Regions from separate parts of the Homo sapiens genome. Here region 2 is linked to region 1. The links are chromatin contacts, found by Hi-C or POLR2A ChIA-PET in ENCODE. All regions are on one chromosome and are shown on one strand. Each heading gives the region's core, a stretch centred on a gene start or an enhancer-like site at or near the end of the contact. The rest is flanking DNA. Distances are from core to core; before and after follow the strand shown. Region 1 has its middle 42 kb from the start of SETBP1-DT. Region 2 has its middle 71 kb from the start of LINC01601.

What was found. A loop is a pair of places that touch in the nucleus more often than their neighbours do. ChIA-PET counts read pairs that join two places held with the same protein, here RNA polymerase II (POLR2A). Pooled maps may share reads with other maps.
Region 2: a loop to region 1 is called in a map of PC-3, with 4 times the contacts of the local background. The contact joins two enhancer-like sites. A Hi-C loop is called at or near these places in 1 of 168 maps with a recorded cell type or tissue (PC-3) and 3 of 50 pooled maps. POLR2A ChIA-PET finds 5 or more read pairs at or near these places in 3 of 52 experiments (A673, PC-9 and activated CD4-positive, alpha-beta T cell).

What each region holds. Positions count from the first base shown.
Region 1 is chr18:44,636,012-44,638,935 of GRCh38, reverse strand. No RefSeq gene overlaps it. Among named protein-coding and RNA genes, the nearest start is that of SETBP1-DT, 42 kb to the left of the region's middle. Within about 2 kb of position 1,280, at least 3 of the 41 ENCODE cell types and tissues checked have a DNase peak (open chromatin) inside an H3K27ac peak, as active enhancers do; they include PC-3 and PC-9, where a contact is called at or near this core.
Region 2 is chr18:44,601,121-44,604,146 of GRCh38, reverse strand. No RefSeq gene overlaps it. Among named protein-coding and RNA genes, the nearest start is that of LINC01601, 71 kb to the right of the region's middle. Within about 2 kb of position 1,631, at least 3 of the 41 ENCODE cell types and tissues checked have a DNase peak (open chromatin) inside an H3K27ac peak, as active enhancers do; they include PC-3 and PC-9, where a contact is called at or near this core.

The DNA.
Region 1 (2,924 bases), core at 31-2,530:
GTCACTTAACTTGTTTGTTTGTTTGTTTGTTTTTGAGAATCTCATTCTGTTGTCCAGGCTGGAGTGCAATGGCACAATCTCGGCTCACTGCAACCTCTACCACCTGGGTCAAGAGATTCTCCTGCCTCAGCCTCCCGAGTAGCTGGGACTACAGGTGTGTGCCACCACACCTGGTTAATTTTTGTATTTTTAGTAGAGATGGGGTTTCACTATGTTGGCCAGTCTGGTCTCAAACACCTGACCTTGTGATCCACCCCCCCCCACCCCCCTGCTTGGCCTCCCAAAGTGCTGAGATTCAGGTGCGAGTCACCACACCTGGCCCACTTAACTTCTTATTGCATCAGTTGACTCAACTGTCCATAGTGACCATCCCTGTCTGGTCTTTCTTGTACAGTTTTTATGAGAGAAGGGCTTGAAGAGTGCCTTGTAGAAATAAAAGGGCTGGACAATTATGAGGCGCAATGCATTTATTGGCATTTTTTGAACACCTATTGGCATATGAAGTGGCTACTGTGCTCACATAGGATGACCACTAGGGAAAGCTGACCGTAAAGCAAGAGGAAAACTGGTTCTGGCTTAATGGCATTTTGTGGAATGCCAATCACTGAAGCAAAGATTCTTTCATGATTGTGTATGAAGTGAAGTGAAGCCATAAAGAAAGATGAAAAAGTGAATCAAGAAGAACAGGAGGAGTAGGTGTGGGAAAAATAGGTGTCACGGCTGGTCAGAGTTTTTACATGCTACCTCGCAGGAGTGGGCAGGCAGGGCAGGGCATGTCCAAGGAATACTCTGGGAACCTTGATATGAGATAGTAACACAGAATTAGTTTTGGTAATAATGTTAGTTAGCATTTATAACACACTTGTTTTCAAAGTACTTTACAATGGTGAATTGGGTAATTATATCCCTGTGAATTAGGTCAGCATTGTTATTTCTCTTTCACTCTATTAATCCCTTCTCCTCAGCTAGCTGAGGCTCTTAGTCACAAAGTTAAACATTCAGCCATCAGTTACATGTGTCCCCGTGAAACAATGTGTTGGCCTTAAAGGGCAGACATAGGAATGGTTAAATGTTACCCTAGCGTTTTCTCCTTAATGCTAAACAGAATTTTTTTTTTAAATCAGATCTTAGCTTGTAGAGAAGCTGGTTATAATACTTTCAAAGTCACTGTCATTCCTCCCCTCTGCTTCTCGTAAGAGGTATGCCAATTATTCTCAAACTACATGAACTGTGAGAAAAACCCTCGGATGTGTGACTCAGAGAGGTGTGTTCTGGTGTGGCTTCTGCCACTTCCAGCTTACTGGGTGAGATCATTTCAACAAGCCATCTGAGATTTCTAAGTTTCTGAGTTCACCTTTGTAAAACGTGAAGAATAATACTTGGCCTGCTTTCCTGTTTGGTGGTTTTTGAAAGTGACACAAAAATAATAATTTAGGAAATAATGTATGGCTGAATTTAGTAAGATATGCTAGACTTATTGGTTGCCAAGGTTTACATGACATGAATGAAAAGATGTCAAGTGCACAGTGCCATCACCTTTGCTCTTTTGCTTATGGTGATCACAGCATTCTTCCCCTCACCTCCCCACCCCAACCTGAGCTAGGTCTTAGCATTGGGCCCCTCAACACAGCTCTCTCAGCCACTACTGACTGATTGGAGTTGTTGCAGACAAGGAAAACTTTTGGTAAGCCCAAATCTAAGTGTCTTCTGCTGCTCATATTTATTTTATGTTATCTTGAATAGGTTATATGTATACACCGAGCAAAATATTTTCTAGAAAGTGAACAGTCTCCCCCTTAGTCCTCTTACCTTCTGCTATTTCTAAAGTGAAAATCTTCTCTGGTTTATTTACATGCTCTGATAAATATTCTCTCAGGAAGAAGAATTAACGGACATCTTAACGTCAGATGGATTAGGAGGTATGAAATTATGAAAAAAGAAAATTGATTTCATTGTAATTCTTGGCAATACGTTGGCTGAAAATCTAATCTTTTTACTTCTATCCCATGCCAGGTGAACTTTTTATAAACAGAAAATGCTCTTGAGTCTAGTTGAATTGAATGTAGGTGCTCATGTGACTTAACCGTGTTCCAAATATTAGCTCCTGTTTTAAGCCTCTGGATGCCTTTCCATTTTGAACTGAACAATGAAGATTCATTGAAATACTATCATCATCACCACACCTGGGATGACTGAATAAATTTTTTTTTGCCCCCCCACAGTGTCTCTCTTTTTCAGTGTTTCTCAGGGTGAGTGGCCAAGAAAAATTCCCACTTTCAATGGGAGTGCCTGGGTAAGGTTTAGGCAGATGAAACAAAGTCAGTGGAAACTATAGGATACAGTATCCATTTTCTAATTCATGGTTTAAGGGTCTTTCACATAAAAGTGCTAGATCATTTTGTTGGAGTGTCCTTAGCAAATTTGATATTACTACTTTCATCTTTGGTGTCTTCTGCATTGTAAAGGGGAAGTGAGAGACTCCTTTTTTCAGAATCTTCTTCTCTATATGGTGTCAGGTTTGAGTCTGTCAGTGAGAGGCATTTGCCTGTCATCTGGAAATAGGAAAAAGGAAGAGAAGTCACTATTCTTTGGAGGTCACTGCAGCCAGATTCATGAACAGAAGAGTGGCTCACAGTAACTTCTTGGTGAGTCCTAGAGAATCACTTGGTTCACTGCTGACAACAAAGAGATACAAACTTCTCAGGAATTTTTAAGAATAGAAACAGTGTTCCAGAGAGCTCTCCAAACTTTCTGCTTTGGTAGTTCAGGTAAGATCTTTAGTGTCAACTTCCCCAACCTGTGCTTCCAAGTTCTTCCAGTAGTTAAGCTACTATTTCCTGATTTAAGTCCTTTATACTTGAAATAGAGTGACTCCTATTGCTTAATCGAACTTTAACATAGATAGTTTTTTGTTTGTTTGTTTG
Region 2 (3,026 bases), core at 382-2,881, 35 kb after region 1:
TGCCTACTATGCTTCACTCACCTGTCCATGTTTCTTCTGAAAACTGTGGACCAAAAGGTAACATGGGTTTCAAATTATTTAGGGTCTAATAAGAGGGAAACTACCAAATCAATCACTATACTGTGATTATACCCCTAAAATAAAAAATATTCAAAATAAAGGATGTGGTAGTGGAAGAATTTCAACGCACTGCTGGAGATAGATGGGACCTTTGTGTTGACACTGGCTATAGGATTTCTCCTCATAAAAAAATGTCATGAGGTTCACAGATGGGCATCTGGAATCTGCACACCAGCTTTTGTATGTATGGACAAATTTGCATTGTTCTGTTATGAGCAAACATATCTTTCATCATTTGTTCAAAGAAGTTTGTATTAACCTTTCTAGCTGCTACAACAAACAACTCCCAAAATTTCTGTGGCTTAAAGATGTGCTTTTCACTCATGATCAGCTCAGTTGAGTTGAGAAGGTTCTGCCTTTCACCATGGACTCCAAGTTCTTCATTTGGGCTGGGCATGGTGGCTCATGCCTGTAATCCAGCACTTTGGGAGGCCATGACAGGCAGATCACTCGAGCCCAGGAGCTCAAGACCAGCTTAGGTAATGTGGTGAAACCTCCTCTCCACAAAAAATACAAAAATTAGCCTGGAGTGGTGGCATGCACCTGTGGTATCAGCTATTGGGAGGCTGAGGTGGGAGGATAGCTTGAGCCCGGGAGGTCAAGGTTGCAGTGAGCCATGATCACGCTACAGCATTCCAGCCTGGGTGACAAAGTGATACTTTGTCTCGATACACAAATAAATAAATAAAGTCATTTTTTTGATACTTTGCATCCAGACAGCTAATGATAACAGACATAGAGTGGGGATGATTCTGTAGGACACTTTAAGGGCATGGCCTGGAAGTGGCTGATATCAATTTTGCCCACCTTTTACTGGGCAGAACCCATCACATAGCCTCATATAGATTAGAAAAAGTTAAAAAAAAAATAGTTTTCCTGGTGCCCAGAGGGAAAAATGAAATGTTTTGGTGAACATGTAGAATGATTTCTGCCATAGGTTTTATGACTCATGAACGGTTAGGAAACATTGCCTTGGGCATTCATGTGTGAAAGGGTATGTTTTGCAGAGTATCATGATTTAGTTTGTCAGGCCAGCTGGGTCACAGGGGAGTTGTTAGAAAGGAATCAAAGTGGTAGCATATTTCTCTAAAACAATCTTGAAAGATTCTGATTTCTCTAGGAGATCTCTCCAGCAAGATTTGTAGGGCTTAGCATTCTATATTCTCCCAACACCTTTCATCACTAAAACTCTGGAGGAGAAAAAAATATCGGGAAGATTCCAAGTACTTGCCACTCTCTGGGTGAGATTAACTACCTTGAGGAACATGAAGAAGACATCTTTTGCAATATTTTTTTCTACAGTTTTGGAGGCCAGGGCGTGGGTCTAGAGTTAACTCAAACTTGAAAATGAGAATTGAACCATGCTTCTGAGAGTGCTGCCTAAAGGAAGTGAGGTGTTGTAACTTGGTTACTTGGCATTTGGTATTTGTCTCTGTTTGTTCCATAAAAACTTTTGAAAGTGTTGGCGGATGTAGCTAACATTTGGTCTACTGCTATAAAGGATGTCAAGACCTCCAGTCAGATTTGTGGTTTTCCATTAGCCCTTAGGAATGTTTCTTTTGAATGCTGGTAGCATATTCCACCCACTCTTTTTACACTGATCATAGTAAATATGAATTTGCTTTTATAAAGACAGAGTAGAGACCTAGGAAACTGAATTAATTTTAGCAAAATCAAATTAATTTTAGGAAAATCAAATCAGGAAATGAGGAAAATAACAATATTAATTTATAAGTGGGTATATATTTTCTATTTTTCTCATGTATAATGGTGAAGATTGTTACTTAGCTACTGCTTTAAACACTTTCTAGTCTTAGGATTAATATAAACCAATGATTTGAAAACCTTGATCACATACCGTAGCTGTAAAAATTGTGATCATAGATCTCAAATATATGCACATTTATTCATAAACCATATTCATGTGCAACTTTAATGATATATGTATTAGAAACCTATATAAAAGCTGGGTGTGGTGGTACACACCTGTAATCCTAGCACTTTGGGAAGCTGAGGCAGAAGAATCACTTGAGCTCAAGAGTTTGAAACCAATCTGGGCAACATAGTGAGACCCAAACTCAAACAACAAACAAACAAACAAACAAACAACAAAAACTCTATATAAAGATAAAAATTCAAATGGAAAAGATTACATTACTATATAAGTTGAAATTCCAGTAATTTCTTTCTACATTTCAGTGAGTGGTCTTGCCTACAATCTGGGTGTTTCTCACTTAAGAAGTTTGTTAACATAAACAAGACACTTAATGTAGTATTCTTTGAATCAGAGCTTCCTAAGCAATGAGCTAGTTGTTACTGTAAAACTTTGTTTTATGGGAATTCCATCTATATTTGTAGGATGCTGGATGCCACACAGTCATGCTGTTGAGATGGCAAGTTGCCAAATAGGCTCCTTTCAAGTCCTGAAGAAAAAAATCTTTCTTTCCCAGAAGGCTTTGTCTTTGACTCAGCTGCTGTCAATTCATCACATCTCTAAGTCTCTATGATACACAGAAAAATTAAGACCAACAATTTCTACTCCACCAAGGATAATTTAGAGAATCATAAACAGATTTCACTCTATTCACCTGAAACACTGATGGAGTCTGAAGCAAAAAGATGTGAAAGGTTGGAGAGGCTCTGTAAAACAAAACAAAACAAAACAAAACACAGAAAACACAAGAAGAGACTAATAAAAATTGTAAGAGCTAACACTTATTGAATACCCACTATGTGCTGGTAATTGCCATTGCTAAGTAGTTCATACACATCATGTATTTTCATCCTTAAAATAAACCAAGAAATATGTGCTAATTATTATCCTCTTTTTACAATAAGTAAACTGCCTCTAAGATGAATGGATAATGGAAAAATGTTTTGTTTCTGGAAAATAAAGAATGTTTAGA